Regions from separate parts of the Homo sapiens genome. Here region 1 is linked to region 2. The links are chromatin loops, found by intact Hi-C in ENCODE. Cell type or tissue: PC-3. All regions are shown on one strand. Each heading gives the region's core, and the rest is flanking DNA. Links, peaks and the distances in the headings are about the cores only. Region 1 overlaps ARHGAP26 (Rho GTPase activating protein 26). Region 2 overlaps ARHGAP26 (Rho GTPase activating protein 26).

Region 1 (9,024 bases), core at 2,233-4,732, 140 kb before region 2:
CCCTCCTCTCAGCCCCAGCTTCACACCACATGCAGCTCAATGATGATAATGCCTTGATGGACAAAATGCAGGAGGTCTAAAAGTGTCCAGGAAAACCTAAATTTGCTTTTGTCTCCTATGTTTCATGGCTTAGCTTGTGCCACTTTTGTTCTTCCTTTTTCTTGGGCCCATTCTTGGGCTTCGCTGCTAGGTGGCATGCCTGTATTGATACAGGAAGGAAGGAAGTGGTTAGATCAGCCTATTCATTTCTTTATTTAACCTTTATATCATCACAAAAAAAATGAGAAAGTGGAGGACCAAAAGGTTAAAAGAACTCATCTACTCTCAGAGGGTTTATATCAGTTGAAATTGAAAGGTCATTTTGACACACTGCCCCTCGGCAACTCTCTCTACCATTCATTCACTAATTTACCTATTCACGTATCCAAAATGAAAAATGACACGTGCATGCACACACTTCCAATTCATATCCATTGCTATAGTTGATGGTGAAAGATAGAGCTGTAGTAGCCAGTGAAGTAAATATACCTGGACCATTGCCCTCATGAATAAGTATTCTAGTTTGGTAGACATTTTTCACAGAATCACACATATCAGTGTAAACTTGCAGTGGTGCATCATAGTCTGAAAGAAAGGTTGATGGTCCTGTATCTGAGTGCACAATGGGGGCTTTAACCTAGGTGGGAACGTCTGAGTGAGTTTCTTGAGGAAAGGACACTTGAGGGTAATGTGAGTTGGGAGCCAAAGGCTCCCGTGCGAAATCCACAGTCTGTGCTGGGGAGAAAGCATGGTTAGTTGAATGTTCTTGAAAGACAGCCAGTGTGGCTAGGTGCTCAGAGCTGGCACAGTGGCCCCTGAAGAAGCTGGAGGGCCAGGCAGGGCCCCGTCACACACAGCTTTGTGAGCAAGTAAGGATTGGGGTTATTCTCCCAAGGGCAGCAAGGTGCTGCAGGGAGGTGATATGCTCTGATTTTGTCAAGACCATAGGGGCTGCAATGCAGAGGGCAGACAGGAACAAGAAGAATAAGAAGACCAGCCAGGAGGTTAATGCAGTCATCCTGGCAACAGATGATTGAGGTAGGGACCAGGATGGTGATGATGATGATGAAGAAATTGGACAAAATTGAGAGGCATTAGAAGAGACAATTGAGGGACTTGGTGATAATTTGGAATGGGAGGTAAGAAGTGGTGCCAAGGGTGATACTTGTGATTTTGTTATAATTTTCCGACCACCTACACACCTCTTTTTTTTTTTTTTTTAATAGCTGGGAGGAGCCAGTGAAAAGTATCTCAGATGAGGTCCCAGAAGCTTCAGGACATGGCGTTGACCTTATGGTTGTATAGCAGTGGCAGTTATGCTAAAATCCATGTCTGTCTCCCTGGCCCACCAACCTCCTCCTTTTATTTATTTTTATTTTTTGAGACAGTCTTGCCCAGGCTGGAGTGCAGTGGTGCAGTCTCGGCTTACTGCAGTCTCTGCCTCTTGGGTTCAAGCGATTCAAGCCTCCTCCTTTTAGATAAGAAAATCATTTGATTGTACCTTAGAGTTGTTCTTTTAATCCTTTTGCAGTAAGACAGCTAGTCTCTGGATGTAACCTGCCTCCAGCCTCCCGGGGTTCATATCCTAGGCATGATAGCCCAAGGCATCCTCTTCCCACGTCTGTGGTTTTCCCTAAGATTCTTCAAGGTTACTGAGCATAAACCCACCTCTCCTGTGTTCACGTGTTCTCTAGAGAACTTTGAGAAAATCGACTTTGCTACCCTAGCATGCTGCTTTCTCTGAAAGGAGACAAAGCAACAAGGCTTCAAAAGTTGAAATGAAAGTTAAGAGGATGGCACATTTCTAACCTGGGAGGCCAACCTGGATATTTGGTGCAAGCTCTGCCAGCATTCATGATGAGACAACTGTTTGGGCTGCCTCGTGTGTACACTGAGCAGAGCTGAACCTGAGGCTGAGGGAGGGAAGTAAACCAGCCGAAGCCTCAACTGCAGGATGGTGGATGTTGGCCCTGGGAGACACAGGTCCTGCGACAACTCATCACAAGTCAAATTAAGGGACTAATGCAAGCCTAGTAGATATTTAATGAGAGATTATTGCTGGAGATTATAGGGATACAGAAATTGCTAATAAATCCCTGACCTTTTCTGAGCCTTGGCTCAGTGAAAGAGCTGAATCACCTGCTTGAGGGGATTAAGGACAGCCGCCTCCATCTGGCGAGCCACTCAGACTTTTTCTGTCGTTAGCAAACGCAGCTTGGTGGTGATAGTGTTCTAAACCTTTTAGTGGGAATTTGCTTTTCAGACTAGGAGATCTCAATTAACTTAGATTATATCCCTACTGGGCAGAGATTAGGACTAATGATCTGGTTATGTGTGCACTGTAGTCCCTATCACATTATGGTACTTGGTCCATGATAAATAATAAAACCGTTGTTAATTATTAGTAATCTAATCAGCAGGAAACTCAAGTTGATGAGAGTGGAAATCAAGCTCTTTGTGTGTGTGCATGCATGCACATGTGTGTGTGTGAAAAAGAAGAGACAAAGAGAGATGGGGGTCCCCAGGCAGTGGGCAATGTGATAATTTACACTAGTTCCAGTTTAGAGGTTTAGAGCAGTGGTTGATAACCTGTATTTCTTGAATTCCTTGTTGGAGAAACAGTTGTTTGAAAGAGATTCCATTTCTTAACACAGTGTTATCTGTTTATAGGCTGTAAATAATTATCATCAATATGCAATTTTAATACATTAGAGGCTAACAGAGTTATCTTGAGCTCATAATGTTTGACTTTGCAATATGTAAATATCGTATCCATTTGAACTTAGACAACTAAGATAAACTGAGAAATACTGGATTACACATGTCATATGTAAGACCTTTATGTGTAACATCTGTGTAAGACTTAATTCCAAGAAAAGGAGTTTGCTGGTTTCAAACAAATTGGAGAATCTCTAACGCTGGGAAAACCAAAGGAGGAACATTTACTCAGATTGAATGTGGAGGTTTTGCTTTGCCATTTACCAAAAGAAGTAATTGTAGTAGTGGGTAAAATTTTGATTATTTTCTGGATGTATTTGGAAGCGTCCATTTTATTCTTTTCCAGTAAATATTACTTACCTAGAAAAGGATGCACTTCCTACAGTGCCACACACACAAAAAAAGGTTCAATGACTGATTTGCCTCTAGAGGGTTATGTCCACTAATTGGGCTGATGGCTTTACATGCATGTATCTTCTGACCACTGGGGTCATCACTGTCAGATGCTAGGTTCTTTTCAATTTTTCAAAACTTTTATCGATGTTCAGAGGGTAAAGAAATAGCCTTTGTCTAGGGCAGAAGTTCGTCAATGCCTAGAATAAGACCATGTTCACAAGCCTACTCTTGAAACATCCTAGTTCAGAATCAATGTCTGCAGCTCCCCGTAGCACTGTGTAAAATGGCAATTTTTTCTCTCCCAGACTTCTTTGATTCTCATTGCTATGAAAAGATGATCTTAAGCACCTCTCAAAAGAAGAACTAAAAGGCTTCACCTGACTATTGAATCGTAGTTATAAACATTTTGGGAAACTCCTTTAGCACAAAACGTAATTCCCCGTCTGACAAATGCTTTCCAGTAGGCTCTATTGTGACTACTGTATAAAGGAATGAAAATCCTCCCTGCACATGAAAAGATTCCCAACATTATTAGTCATTAGGGAAATACAAGTCAAAACCACAATGAGATACCTCTTGACACCCACTAGGATGGCTATAATAAAAAAGACAATAACAAATGTTGGCAAGGATTAGGAGAAATTGGAACCCTCGTACATTGCGGGTAGGAATGAAAACTGGTGCAGCTGCTTAGAAAACAGTTTGGCAATTCCTCAAAAAGTTAAGCACGGTGTCATTCTGTGACCCAGCGATGCCACTCCTAGGTGTATACTCAAAAGAAATGAAAATACCAGTTCACACAGAGACTTGTACACAGATGTTCATAGTAACATTATTCACAACAGCCAAAAAGTGGAAATGGCCCAAATATCTATCAGCCGATGAATGGATAAATAAAATGTGATATATCTGGACCGTGGAATATTATTTAACCATAAAAATAAGTGAAGTACTGATGCTACAACATGGCTAGGGCTTGAAAACATTATGTTAAGTAAAAGGAGCTAGACATAAAAGACCGCATCGTGTATGATTCCCATTTATGTGAGGTGTTCACAATAGGCAAATCCATAGAAAAGGAATTCTTCCCACAGCTGGGGGAAGGGAAGACATGGCTAATGTGTATGGGTTTTTGGGGTAGGGAGGAGGGCAAAAATGTTCTGGAGTTAGATAATAGTGATTAATACACAGCTTTGTAAATACTCTAGAAATTGCTGAATTGTATAGTTAAAATGGGTAAACTTATGGTATATGAAGTATATACCAAGAAAGCTGTTATTTAAAAAAAAAAAATTCCTCCCCTGGATTCCAACAGGTATTTGGCCTCTGTATTATAGGTTGTTATTAAATTTGAAAAATGCCTGCCGCATGAGTTGAGTTTTATTTGGAAGAATTATTTTAATTGGGCTTTCAGCCTGTAATCAGAATCTTGAGATGCCATAATTTGCAGAGCAAATACTTTATTTATACTGGGAAAAACAAGGGATTGGGTTAATAGGCTCCTTACCATTTTAAGGGAATAAAAAGAATGGTTTGTATAGCAAGTAATCTCCAGGGAGAAAAACATTGTTTTTCTGTTTCTTTTCTGGTACTTTACTTACTATCCTAGAGGCTGAGTGTGTTTGTAATAAGCATCACTAAGCAATAAGTATGTATGTAAGTATAGGAACTATTAATATTTCAGTTTGGGAAGAGTTGTTTTAGGAATTAGCATTCCTTTTTAGTTTGATTTTGGGAATTCTTGGTGATTAAAAAATGTTTTAAAATCTTCAGCACAATTCACAATTGCAGAAACGTGGAACCAGCCCAAATGCCTATCAGTCAACAAGTGGATAAAGAAACTTTGGTGTATATATATGATGGATTACTACTGAGCTATAAAAAGGAATGATTAATGGCATTTGCTGCTACCTGGATGAGACTGGAGACTATTATTCTAAGTGAAGTAACTCAGGAATGGAAAACCAAACATTGTATGTTCTCACTCATAAGTGGGAGCTAAGCTATGAGGATGCGAAGGCACAAGAATGACACAATGGACTTTGGGGACGTGGGGGAAAGGATGGGAAGGGGGTGAGGGATAAAAGCCTACAAATAGGGTGCTGTGTATACTGCTTGGGTGATAGGTGCATGAAAATCTCACAAGTCACCACTAAGGAACTTATCCATGTAGGCCAGGTGCGGTGGCTCACGCCTGTAATCCCAGCATTTTGGGAGGCCGAGGCGGGTAGATCACCTGAGGTCAGGAGTTGAAGACCAGCCTGGCCAACATGGTGAAACTCTGTCTCTACTAAAAATACAAAACTTAGCCAGATGTGGTGGTGGGTGCCTGTAATCCCAGCTACTAGAGAAGCTGAGGCAGGAGACTCGCTTGAACCCAGGAGGCGAAGGTTGCAGTGAGCCAAGATCATGCCACTGCACTCCAGCTTGAGCGACAGAGTAAGACCTTGTCTCAAAAAAAAAAAAAAAAAAAAAAAGAAGAACTTACCCATGTAACCAAACACCACCTGTTCTCCAATAACCTATGGAAATAAAAAAATAAAATGTTCATTTTATCTAAGTTTACCCATATACGCTAAGAATTAAAGAAAGATTCAGTTTGGATTAGATCCAAGGTGAGTTCAGGTTCTGCTCACTTCTCAAATATTACAAGTTTATTACTTTCCCTGAGATGACCGCAAATCATCTATAAATACTTGCTTTTCTACTTTCTGCCATTTTCTTTTCCACTCTGACCATTAAGTGGTAGAATGCCTTGTCCACTGTCCTAAGAAGGTCAAAGATGAACCCATTCTTAAAGATTATCACCGGGTAACCAAAACATGGGGGTGAATTTTAGGGAATTTCCAGCCTTGTTGTCAGGTTAGAAGTTTCCAGCCTTGTGTGGTTCTCTGCTGTGGAAGAAGTTGCTGCTGTTGATCATTTATTTTCTGGGTGAGAATCCTGTCACCACTTGCTCATTTCCCCCTAGAGGATGGCCCCACTGCCTTCATGCTGCTTCCTTTGGTAGTGTCTTTGTTCTTGGCTCTTTTAATTTTCCTCTGAATCATTTTTCTTCTTTTATTCTTTGTTCTATTTTTCCTTTCTTCTAGTCACCTGAGCAGGATTATACTTAACTCAGGGACACGTTTAAGGCAGTTTGATGGTATGGGCTCTAGAGCAAGTCTCCATGTATTGGCTCTGCATCTTTGGTCAAGATACTTAGTTTTACCAAGCCTCAGTTTCTTCATCTGTAATATGGGCTAGTGATAATGTCAACCTGGAGGACTTACTGAGATCAAGTGAGAAAATCTATTTTAAGCACTTACCCAACATTTATAGACCACTTAATTTGTGCTTTTTGAAGGAGACCGCAATTAGTTCTACAGCTTCTGTTAATAGCAGAGCAATGTAAAGGTACCTGTCACCTTATGCTGCAGTTTCTTCACCTGTAAATTGAAGATAATTTTACAGGTTACTACAGCTTGAGGTTACTATGAGAACTAAATGAGATACTACATGCAAAGCACTTAAAACCATACCTAGCATATGGAAAGCTCTCAATCAATGCCAGCTATTATTATTATTATTATGTTATTCCTGTACTGTTATTGGGAAAAACTAAAAGGATATGTGACCACAGCATGCGATTGATTCATCCTGGTTTGGTTAAGCCCTATCCTGAGGTTGATTTCCATGGCTAGCAACTTGACTGTCCTTCTCTTGCTCTTTCAGCTGCGCAGTTGGACAGCATTGGCTTCAGCATAATCAGGAAATGCATCCATGCTGTGGAAACCAGAGGTAAAGTAGTTTAACAGATGGCATTGTTCTCATAGAAGGTCACGCATCTGGTGAGGAGTCAGACCTGCTACCTGCTGTTTCCTGACTTTAAGTGACTCATTAGCTCCCCAAGTGCCATTGTCAGTGGATTTCCACAAGTCTTGTTGGTCTCAAGCAGGAGGTCCTAACTGATTTTGTGTCACCAACTTCTTTGGCTGATCAGAAGAATGTGTTAAATATCTAAAATACGTATGATTATAGAAACCAGTTACTGAAATTCGATTTTTAAAATATTAAAAAACACAGGGTATCATGATATATGTGTTTCTTTGTTAACACTTTATAAGTGATAGTGGTGGGTCTGATAACTGACATAATTTGGGAGCAGTGATATTTCAAGATATCCATAATAATTGTAATGTGTTATGAAAATATCTGTGATTTCTGACCAAGTTGCAGGTACCGCTAATGCTCCTGTAATTTGTTGCTTACATCCATAAAGGAAGGAAATGCTTAATGTCAGTTATAGGTTAGTGAAGATAAAGATGTAATTGTTTTCCTGTCTAAGTTCACAGACACCCTAAATTTTCTCTGGCAGACATCTTGGGGTCTGTGAACCCAAGATGCTCTGGGGAGCTAGTCCCTGGGGACCACCCAGGTAGAGAAAAGGGGTCAGGCCCATGTTCACACTGATCTTTCCCAGGTCTGTGGGAGCAGGACATTAAGATCAAGGAGGCTGGTTCATCCTGATGGTCTCCATCCCTTCTTCAGAGACAGCCACAAAGGAGATTCCTCAGTCCCAGCAGTTTGAAGCTTTGAGTTTGCTGGTCTGTTGTACCGCTGAGAAAAGCTATTAACCATCTTTCCACTGGATTTGATTTGAACCGTTGTCAGAGATGTGAATCTTATTTACTCACAGCCTCTCAGCCTACCAGCCCTTTTTAAGTAGTGGAAAGAAATTCTCTCTTTTAAAGCAGGATTCATAACTTGCCAGTTGAGAAATATACACTTTTTTTTCCATAAGGACTGTGAGGCATTAAGTAGAGGGAAGAGAGAGAATTTAAAAACCTACCCTTATGTATACTGTCAAAAGATATTTTTTCCAAAACAGTTGTAATGTATGGAAACATTTTTTAAAATGTTCAGTTATTTCCCCTGTACCTCTCTTAAATAAAGAATTAAGGCATCTTGTAAAGGTATGTAAGATATATCCAGAGAATATAAAGTAGAAGTAGGTGACATTTCTGGGAATTGGTCTTGAGGAAATAAGGATATGGGCCAGATTGAGCCATAAGGATGTTTACACCGTGGTGATGTTAAGGTACAAAATCAGAAACGGGCCAAATGTCTCAAAAATGGGTTAAATCAACAGTGGTACATCTGTGTAGTAAAAAACTGTGAATCACTGACAATGCAATGGAAATACATTTTTTGACATACGGCCTTTTTTTTTTTTTTTTTTTTTTTTTTTTTTGAGACAGAGTCTCTTTCTGTCCCCAGGCTGGAGTGCAGTAATGCAGTCTCGGTTCACTGCAAACTCCAACTCCCTGGTTCAAGGGATTCTTCTGCCTCAGCCTCCTGAGTAGCTGGGATTACGGGCACACACCACCACGTCCAGCTAATTTTTGTATTTTTAATAGAGATGGGGTTTCACCATGTTGGCCAGGATGGTCTCGATCTCCTGATCTTGTGATCCACCCACCTCGGTCTCCCAAAGTGCTGGGATTACAGACATATGGCATTTTAAAAATTATTTATAATACGTGAAAAATGCAAGTTACAAAGCAGCTGCTCAGTATGAGCCCGTTCTGGGAGCAGTGGGGAGAGGAGTGGTCATATTGCACAGGTTTCATTGTGTTCTCAGTGGCTGTCTGCTGATTTTTACTGTTTCCCTTTGACTCATCTATTTACCTTAACTGTAGTTTCTAAGTTTTTTTGAAGTGTTCATTACTAAGGTAATTTTTCTTTTTTCTTTTTCTTTGGAGGGGACAGAGTCTTGCTCTGTTGCTTAGGCTGGAGTGCAGTGGCTCAATCTCTACTCACTGCAACCTTGGCCTCACAGGTTCAAGCGATTCTCCTACCTCAGCCTCCTGAGTAACTGGCATTACAGGC
Region 2 (9,024 bases), core at 3,667-6,166:
GCAACTGTCCTCTGAGCATGGTTGATAACCAAATAAAATCCAGGAATGTGAGGCTTGTTACTCTTTAAAAAAAAAAATACATGTACAGTTGAGTAAAATGAGAATAAAAAATAAGATTAACAAAGGCTGAGAGAGGAAGAGAGTAATTCATCATAAAACTGTCCTGAGCCACCTAGCAGCCACGACAAAGAAGGGAAAAAATATAATGGGATGTATAGTTCAATTGTCTGTTCAAAAAAAGCATGCCAGTTCATCAAGAGCTACAAGTTATAATATTAATTTGTCATGTGAATCTCTATATTAATGATTTTGAATAGCTCAATAGATAATATCTTCCAAAGCAGTTTCATGCAAAAAATAAATGAGGCCCTCTATATAGGGCTGTTACTCCCATTGGTTTTGATTAAATACAGAGTCTGATATTAAGCTGAAGTATTGAAAGGTTGTTTTTACTATGGTGCAACAAGGAGAACAACCTGGAGAAAGCATGTTTGCTGGTGATCGGCCTGGTAACAGAATGATAGGTGGAAGGCAGGATCCCTCTTAGAGGATCCCAGTTATCTTGGCCATGCTTTTGATAGGAGCTACATGACATGTATTCTAAATTGAGGTCTGTGGGAATATAAATACCCGAAGGGCAGATACCCATGTTGTTGGTTGAAAGAAGATGCCAGAGGCATAGATCATGTTTTATTGAGGCTGACTGGAATTCTTGTCTCCATAGGGTTCATGCGAGTTCAGCAAGCAGTTACCATGTCTACGGCATGCCAGGATACTGTTGGGAAGGTAGTATTCCGTGTACGTGAGACCTGCACCCAGGTTTCTTTAAGGTAGCCTGGCAGTGCTGTGACAGAGACAGACTCAGGATGCAGTGGGACCCAGGGGAGGGACACTGAGCCTCACCCTCTGGGCTGCATCTTGGTAAGTGAGTAAAAGTTACCCATGGGAAGATGGGGGACATTGCAAGCAAATGGAACTGTGCAAGCACAAACAAGGAGAAAATAAATATGGAGTGCCCTCGAACTCTTTGGCCTCAACTGATCCTCCCACCTCGGCCTCCCAAAGCACTAGGATTACGAGCATGAGCCACTGCACCCGGCTCATGCTGCATGCCTGAGAAGTAACAAACCATTCTGCAGGGTGTGCAGGAGCCACGAGGGCCTAGAGGGAGTGGAGTCAGGAGAGCGGAAAATCACCACAGGCCAGAATTTTCAAGAGACGTATTTTTAGGCAGGTCCAAGATGTTTCTCCAAAAACGAAGTGGCTTTGCATTGTTTTATTAGTAAGAGTCAACATTTCCGAATTCAGGCACTTCGCTTCGCAATTTACATAGGCATTGTTTTTCTTAATCCTCACAGTCACTTCTGACAGGTGGGTATTGTTTTCCCATTTTTGCCGGTAGCAGCCTCAGAAAGGTTAAGTAACTTGCCCAAAGTCCACAAAATCTAACTGCAGAGACTTCCCCACCTCACCATTTGGGAGCTTTTTTGTCCAAAGACTATGAATGTCCTAAATCAGAGCCCAAGTAGAATTGGAGTTCTGAGTCATGCTGTGTGGAAGGGAGAGGTGACCTTGACCTAGACTGCACCCTAGGCTTCCCTATACCTAAAAAATTTACCCTGAAGATGATTTTTCTTTGGTGAAGGCTGTTAGACATTGAGGCTGGTCTGCCCACAAAGATGAATTTGGTTTTGGCAAAACTAAGTAGCTCCTCTTCCCAAGATTCAGTTGCTGTTTGAGGGCAGCATCAAAACAGAGAAGTGTTGTATCTTCCTGTGTGTAAAGCAGGAAGGGTGACATCTGTTTCTTCCAATAGCCTCTCCATGTTGTTTAGAAATCAGTATTTCTTAAAAGGAGGATGGCAGCAGGTAGAACAAAATGTCAATATTCATTCAGTGCCTCTTCTGTTTTATCCAGCTCAGAGATTCTGTCCCATGCAAAATAAAAGATAGGTAACAATCTATTGTTCAGTGTTAAGGATCCGGTTGGGTATGTTGTTGTACATCTCCACAATGGCATGCTACATAGCCACTAAGAAAGAACGAGGAGGCAACTTTTCGTGTAATGATGGAGCAATCTCCAGGAGATACTGTTAAGGAAAACAGTCAGGATTCAGAACAATGTGAATAACTGGTGGTCATTTGTTTTTAAAGGGAAGGGGAGTGTGAAATCACACACACACATCCACCCACACCAGCTTGCAAGTTCATTTAGTATCTCTGGAGAAAATATGAGAAACTCATACTAATGGTTACTTCTGGAGAGGGAAGGAAGAGTTATTTTTCCTGTCTACCCTTTTATACTGATACCCTTTTATACTGTCTGGAAATTTTATCAACTGATATAATAGCCATTCCAAGCAATAGATTAATGTAAAAATTAAAGAGAGAAAATGCCCCATCCCCTAAACAAGTTGAAACATATTCATATAATTTATTTGTAGATATATACCTCTATCCCATGGTTGTGAATTAGCCGTCATATGAGTATTTTAAATTTGTAGTCTATAAGCAGGCAACTTTTTAGCAATATGGGATTACATAGGATCATAGGTAATTGGAACCCTCAGCCAAATACTTGCTGATACACTACCTCTGAGTTTCTAAACAAGTGAGCAAGAAAGTCCTGTATTGAACTTCTAAGCCTCATACCTGTCAGGGACTGATAAGTACACATGGGCAGGTTCTTTGATATGTTTCCAAGTCCATTATCAGAGATAAGGAAGCTTAAGTGTAAATCTGTGATTTAACTACATTTCAAATTTGATGTGGAGCTACAGGAAGGATGCCAGAGAGAACCTGTGTGCTCCGAATACATCTGTTGCTCTAGCTCTTTAAAAGACTTTCTTTTCCCCACATAAAAGGAGCCCAAATGTTCTCTCTGCTATATAAGGCTATTTAACTGACCTAAGGGCTAACTCTTACTTTTTGGTGCTTCACAGATGACTAAGTGGTGGTATTATTTTAACCAGTAAAAATTCAGAAATCTAGGGTCAGGCTTGCAGCTGGCAGAACTTGTAAACAGTTAATGATTGAAAGGACTAATCAGCATCTTGAAAGGCAGCTCATGAGAAGCATAAGCAAAATGCTTAGGGGTGCCTGCAGATAGAGGACTGTGGCACTCTGTGGTGACAGTGAAGGAAAATGTGTTTGATGTCATCTTGTCACAGAGAAAGGCTATCTGTCAGACCTCAACTTAGCATGAGTTTTTCTTTTGTAAGTATGTAAGATATTTTCAGAAATGTTTTAGAAAAAAGATTGTTTTTTAAACCAAATTTTCAGTGTCTACTCGAAAAAAATGGTACACTTTTTTTTTTAATGAAGAATGTTGGATACCAAAATGTAAGAGATTTCTAATAAACAGCCCTTCTCAGTTGGTACAGACTTCAACACCTGGTCTAGAAGTTTTATACTATTGGGCATATGTGGGGTGTGGGAATTATTGTTTGTTTAGTATTTTTGCAAAAGCAGGCTTGGGTTTCTTTCTGATTCTTATTTAGGTTTGAGAGAGAACTGCCATAAGAAGGTTTTTGTTTTTAGCCAATTTTGACTTTTTCCCTTAATTTTTAAATTTCCTCATCTGAAATATGGCACAATAGGCCAGGCACAGTGGCTCACGCCTGTAATCCCAGCACTTTGGGAGGGTGAGGCAGGTGGATCAACTGAGGTCAGGAGTTCGAGACCAGCCTGGCAAACATGGTGAAACCCCTTCTCTACTAAAAATACAAAAATTAGCCGGGCGTGGTGGTGTGCCCCTGTAATCCCAGCTACTCAGGAGGCCGAGGCATGGGAATCACTTGAACCCAGGAGGTGGAGGTTTCAGTGAGCTGAGATGGCACCACTGCACTCCAGCCTGGGTGACAGAGTGAGACTGTGTCTCAAATAAGTAAATAAATAAATAAATAAATGAAATATGACACGTGACAATGAAACAGAATTGTCTTTATGAGATTTATGTCTTCTCTTAGCCAGAGATTAGCCAAGCATTTGTTCCTTAAAAATGAAAAGTCATGATGCCTGTGTAGTGAGCCATCTGCTGCTCAGCAGACTGCATAAGAGACTTGCCAGCCACTTCTGCTTTTATATTTATGAACTGACGTTCACTTCTTAGATGGTAGGAATTAATCCAGTGGGACTCTACTTTGAAAGTAAGTTTCTTATGGGAATTTACCTGCAGGCTTGGCAGGCGAACCCTTTGGGCAGAATAGTGACTCCCAAGCACCATGGCATGTTTGTTTTCGAGAGTTTTTGTGTCCCTCCTCTGGTTCTTCTTCCTGGGAGCACCACCTCCATGCTCATATGCATTGACATAGAAGTCCTTTCACCACTGAATGTAAAGAGCCAGCCTAAAAATGAGAAATTAATTTACCTTCGCCCCAGGGTAGCTTAGAGACAGCTTTTAAATTTTGATGTTAAAAAGCACTTGGAAAGACAGTTCATTTTGGAGCCTGCGGAAGGAATTACTTTAGTTAAGGGCTTAACGTAAACCTAAGTAGCAGACCATTAGGCAGAGGTCTACATTTGGCATTGAAACTTAAATTTCAATACTATAATGAAAATTTCCACCATAAAAGAGACTCGGGTGTCTGATTTTCATCGTTATGCAATTTTCAGCTCATAATCTCAGAATCCGTAAATGCCTTTAGGATCTAATTTGCAAAGAGAATTACGTATTGCAAGGAGCCATGTAAAGTATATAACTAGTTCTGTGGAAAGCAAAGCTGTGAGTGACATCTAATTAGGCTACAATATCAATGTGCTTTGGCTCTGGCACTCATCTGTCATTACTTTGAACAAGCCATTTGACCTTTATATTATATGTAGGGACCATACCTCTTCATTTGCCTGTTAGTTCTGTTGCCCTGGTATAAATTTAATTGCGCCTTTCTGCTTCAATGTGCTGGTTTGGGTGATAAGTTATATGATCACTCACTATATACAATCTAGAATAAATGATAACACTTCATCATATTAGTTTCCCAAGTGTCTTTTTCACTAAGTTGATCATCTGTGGACCAAGGACCATCTAGTTGGCCTCTCAGAATAGTGTTTGGCTTTTGTTTGCTACATAGTGCTTGTCAAATGAAGGAATCAGCTTCTCAGGCTGCATCACGAGCCTGTAGGATTTGGATCCGTGAAATGTATGTGAGATCACCAAGCATAATGCTCCCCAGTGAAAACAGGACTCATCGAATGCCAAGACGCTCAGTCATGGTTGATTACCAGACCACAGAAAACCTGGCAGAGCTGGCACGTCAGTAGCAGACACGTACATGTATTTGATATGCATGCTCACCCATAGCTGCCTTGGAGACAAGGTGCTGTCGGCAGACCAGAAGTTGGGAAAAATTTCTGATAGGCTTAGGATCTGGCTGGCACTGCTGTCAGGAATAACAATAATACTACAAAATATATTTATAGTGCTTTTCAGTTTTCAGAGCCACTTGAAACAGTTTGCAGAGTGTTTCATTTGATTTTGGCACTAACCCAAATCATAGCACTTGGCATACTGTACTATAGTTGCCCATTTTCTTCTCTGATTCCTGCTCTAAGCTGTAACGTAGGTCAGGCCCACACCTGTTTCTTGTTCACTATTGTTTCCCCAGCACTTGAGGGTGCTCTTTCCAGGTGTGTGATAAATACGGATGGAAAGCATGATGAGTGCAGGGCAACTACTATCTCCTACATTTTCTAAATGAGGGACACTGAGGCTCAGAGGGCATAAGTGGCCTGTTCAAGTCTGTGTGGCAGTCCTTTTTTTTTTTTTTTTTTTTTTTTTTTTTTGAGACAGCATCTCACTCTGTCACCTGGGCTGGAGTGCAGTGGTGTAATCTCTGTTCACTACAACCTCCGCTTCCCAGGCTCAAATGATTCTCCTGCCTCAGCCTCCCAAGTAGCTGGGATTATAGGTGCATGCCACCATGCCCGGCTAATTTTTGTATTTTCAGTAGAGATGGGATTTCACTATGTTGGCCAGGCTGGTCTCAAACTCCTGACCTCAAGTGATCTGCCCACCTCAGCCTCCCAAAGTGCTGAGATTACAGGCGTGAGCCACCGTGCCCAGCCTGTGTGGCAGTCTTAACCTGTAAGCTCCTGTTCAAGCCTGGACCTTTGGATTCAAAGTTCAGTGCTCTTTCTGTTGAATCAGTACCCAGAAGAAGGAGCATTGTGTTCATTGTATGAGGGTGACAACTTTGCAAGAAACATAGAAAGATGGGAGACTGCAGTTCCTTCCACATGGGATTTGCTTCCCCTACCTACACTTGCTAACATCTGCTGTTTCTTTTAGGATCCACTGAGTCCTCCTCCAGGGAGCCTTCCCTGCTGCCCTGCCCCTTGACTGGCTTAGGTGCCACTATTCAGCGCTACTACAATAGCTGGTGCTCATTTCTGTCGTTGTACTTAACAACAGCTGCTGCTGCCCATGGGGGCTCCCTTGGTGCCAGACACTGAGCTGAGAGCTTCACATTTCCTCACGATTGCCCCAGGAGGGAGGCTGTTCATACTTCGTTTTTCAAGTGGGAAACTGAGGTTCAGGAAAGTCATCTAACTTGTACAAGGTCACCCAGCTTGTAAGTGGTTGACCTAGAAATCATCTGACTCTAGGCTGCTGAGCCCACCACACCCCACTTAACTATATGATTTTTTTTTTTTTCCAAGGAGTCTCACTCTATCACCCAGGGTGGAGTGCAGTGATGCAATCTGGGCTCACTGCAACTTCCGCCTCCCGGGTTCAAGCGATTCTCCTGCTTCAGCCTCCCAAGTAGCTGGGATTACAGGCACCTGCCACCACACCTGGCTAATTTTTATATTTTTAGTAGAGACCCGGTTTCACCATGTTGGCCAGGCTGCTCTTGAACTCCTGACCTTAGCGATCCACCTGCCTCAGCCTCCCAAAGTGTTGGGATTACAGGCGTGAGCCACCGCGCCCAGCCATTTATCATGTATCATGATAAATACATGATTATCAGACATTAATATACCAGCTTTCCCCCACTGGACTGCACACTCCTCAAGGGCTGGCATGAGGGCTTATTCCTCTTCAGCATCTAGTACCTTTCCTGGCACCAAGGCAGCACTTACTAAATACTTGTTGGGTGTACGAGCAAGAGAGGCAGCGAAGAGAGCTGTGGGAGCCCAAGTGAAAACAGGGACTGCATCAACTTCTTGGACCAGCCTGGGATCTCCTGGGTTGCGTTGCTTTTTGTGACTGACTTTCTGCTCTGCTGGCTGTGATCACTGCTCCTGCACATTGCCCTTGCTGCTCAGAACAGACACTGTGAGCTATGCCTGTAGGCTTTTGGCCCTGGGGCATCTTCCCCACACCTGGGGCTTGGCTCCCTGGGAGAGAAGGAGAGTTCTTAGCTGCAAGCCACTGGGTGGCCACTCCAGAAGACATCTGGAAGGAGGACTCTCCAGAGGGTTTCTTGGGCCTTTTCTTGTCTGAAGTAATTTGCTCCCTTTTATTTCCCATTTAAAAAATCTGGAGTTATTTCCAATGTTTGGTAATTCCACACTTCATTTGTTATTGTGGGGAAAGTCCTGTGCTGAATTTTTTTCATCCCTACTCTTAAAACTAAATATAGGAATGCCTCATGTCAGCCTGCATTTTGTCCCCACTCAACCCACTGACACTGCCTCTCACCAAGGTTACCATGACCTCCCTGTCAAACCTCATGACCCCTTTCACGCCTTGTTTTACTTGATTTCTGGCAACAATGGTCATTGTCAAGAGCCCTGTTGGTTTAAAACCCTCAATTTGCTTTTGTCTTTGGTGGCACCACACTCTTGAAGTTTTCTGGACATCTCTCTGTCTCAAAGGAGCCTCCTTTGAAGGCTCCTTTCCCCTTAAGAGTTCTTATTTCAGAGAGTCAGGTTTTAAATTCTCTCTCTTTTTTTTGTTTTGTTTTGAGATGGAGTTGCACTCTGTTGCCCAGGCTGGAGTGCAGTGGTGCGATCTTGGCTCACTGCAACCTCCGCCTCCTGGGTTCAAGCGATTCCCCTGCCTCAGCCTCCCAAGGGGCTGGGACTACAGGTGCACACCACCACACCCAGCTAATTTTTGTATTTTTAGTAGAGACGGGGTTTCACCATGTTGGCCAGGATGGTCTCGATCTCTTGACCTCGTGATCTGCCCACCTCAGCCTCCCAAAGTGCTGGGATTACAGGCATAAGCCACCTTAAATTCTCTTCTTAACTCCAGTTGATCTTGTCCCTTTCTGTAGTTCCATTTATCAGCAACATATCTGTGTTGGTGCATTTTGTCACTGCTATAAAGAAATACCTGAGACTGGGTGCTTTATAAAGGAAAGAGGTTTAATTGACTTACAGTTCCGCATGGCTGGGGAGGCCTCAGGAAACTTACAATCATGGCAGAACGAGAAGAGACATGTCTTATATGGCGGCAGGCTAGAGAAGTGTTAGGAGCGAAGAGGGAAGAGTCCCTTATAAAACCATCAGATCTCATGAGAACTCACTATCACGGAGCATTCACCCCCATGATCCAGTCTCCTCCCACCAGTCTCTCCCTAGACATGTGGGAATTACAATTCAAGATGAGATTTAGATGAGGACGCAGCCAAACCATATCAATGCCAAAAACCATATCCCAGATCTCCTACCTGTTCTTTAGGCCCATCTACCCAAATGTCTGCCAAGCCAGTTGACTGTTACACATGAATGGTTCCCCTTCCTCCCCTGCACCCACACCTGTGTGTCTCCCTGTTTCCATGAATTCCATCTGGTGCATGGAAACCTGGCCAGCTTCCTTTACTCATCACTGACTTCTCAACAATGATCAAGACCTGTTGATTCTGTTCTCACAGCAGCCTACCAGTCACCATCCCCACTGCCACCACCTCAGCCCAAGCCTTGGCCATCTGGCCTTCCTGACCCTTTTTACTGGCTCATTCTCTACTCTGAAACCTGTGGGATTGTTCTACCATGCAAGCTTGAACACAGCACTCTCCTGCATAAGAGTCTTTGATGGCCCCATGGATACTATATACTCCTTAATCCTTTTATT

What was found. A loop is a pair of places that touch in the nucleus more often than their neighbours do. Peaks named below come from ENCODE experiments on the same cell type or tissue, not always from the same donor. Only the 100,000 strongest peaks of a DNase experiment are listed, where the experiment ranks them.
Region 1: a loop joins it to region 2, with 4 times the contacts of the local background. A loop is called at or near these places in 3 of 110 quality-filtered maps.

What each region holds. Positions count from the first base shown.
Region 1 is chr5:143,030,329-143,039,352 of GRCh38, forward strand. It overlaps ARHGAP26 (Rho GTPase activating protein 26), which reads left to right. Exons shown (of 23, transcript NM_001135608.3): 13 at 6,868-6,933. Among named protein-coding and RNA genes, the nearest start is that of ARHGAP26-IT1, 160 kb to the right of the region's middle. RefSeq lists an enhancer at 6,585-7,345. In PC-3, for the core only: no CTCF peak of the experiment used is centred there; a DNase peak (open chromatin) is centred at 3,693; H3K27ac peaks cover 2,385 bases.
Region 2 is chr5:143,172,235-143,181,258 of GRCh38, forward strand. All of the region lies in intron 20 of ARHGAP26 (Rho GTPase activating protein 26), which reads left to right. Among named protein-coding and RNA genes, the nearest start is that of ARHGAP26-IT1, 16 kb to the right of the region's middle. In PC-3, for the core only: no CTCF peak of the experiment used is centred there; a DNase peak (open chromatin) is centred at 5,217; H3K27ac peaks cover 2,230 bases.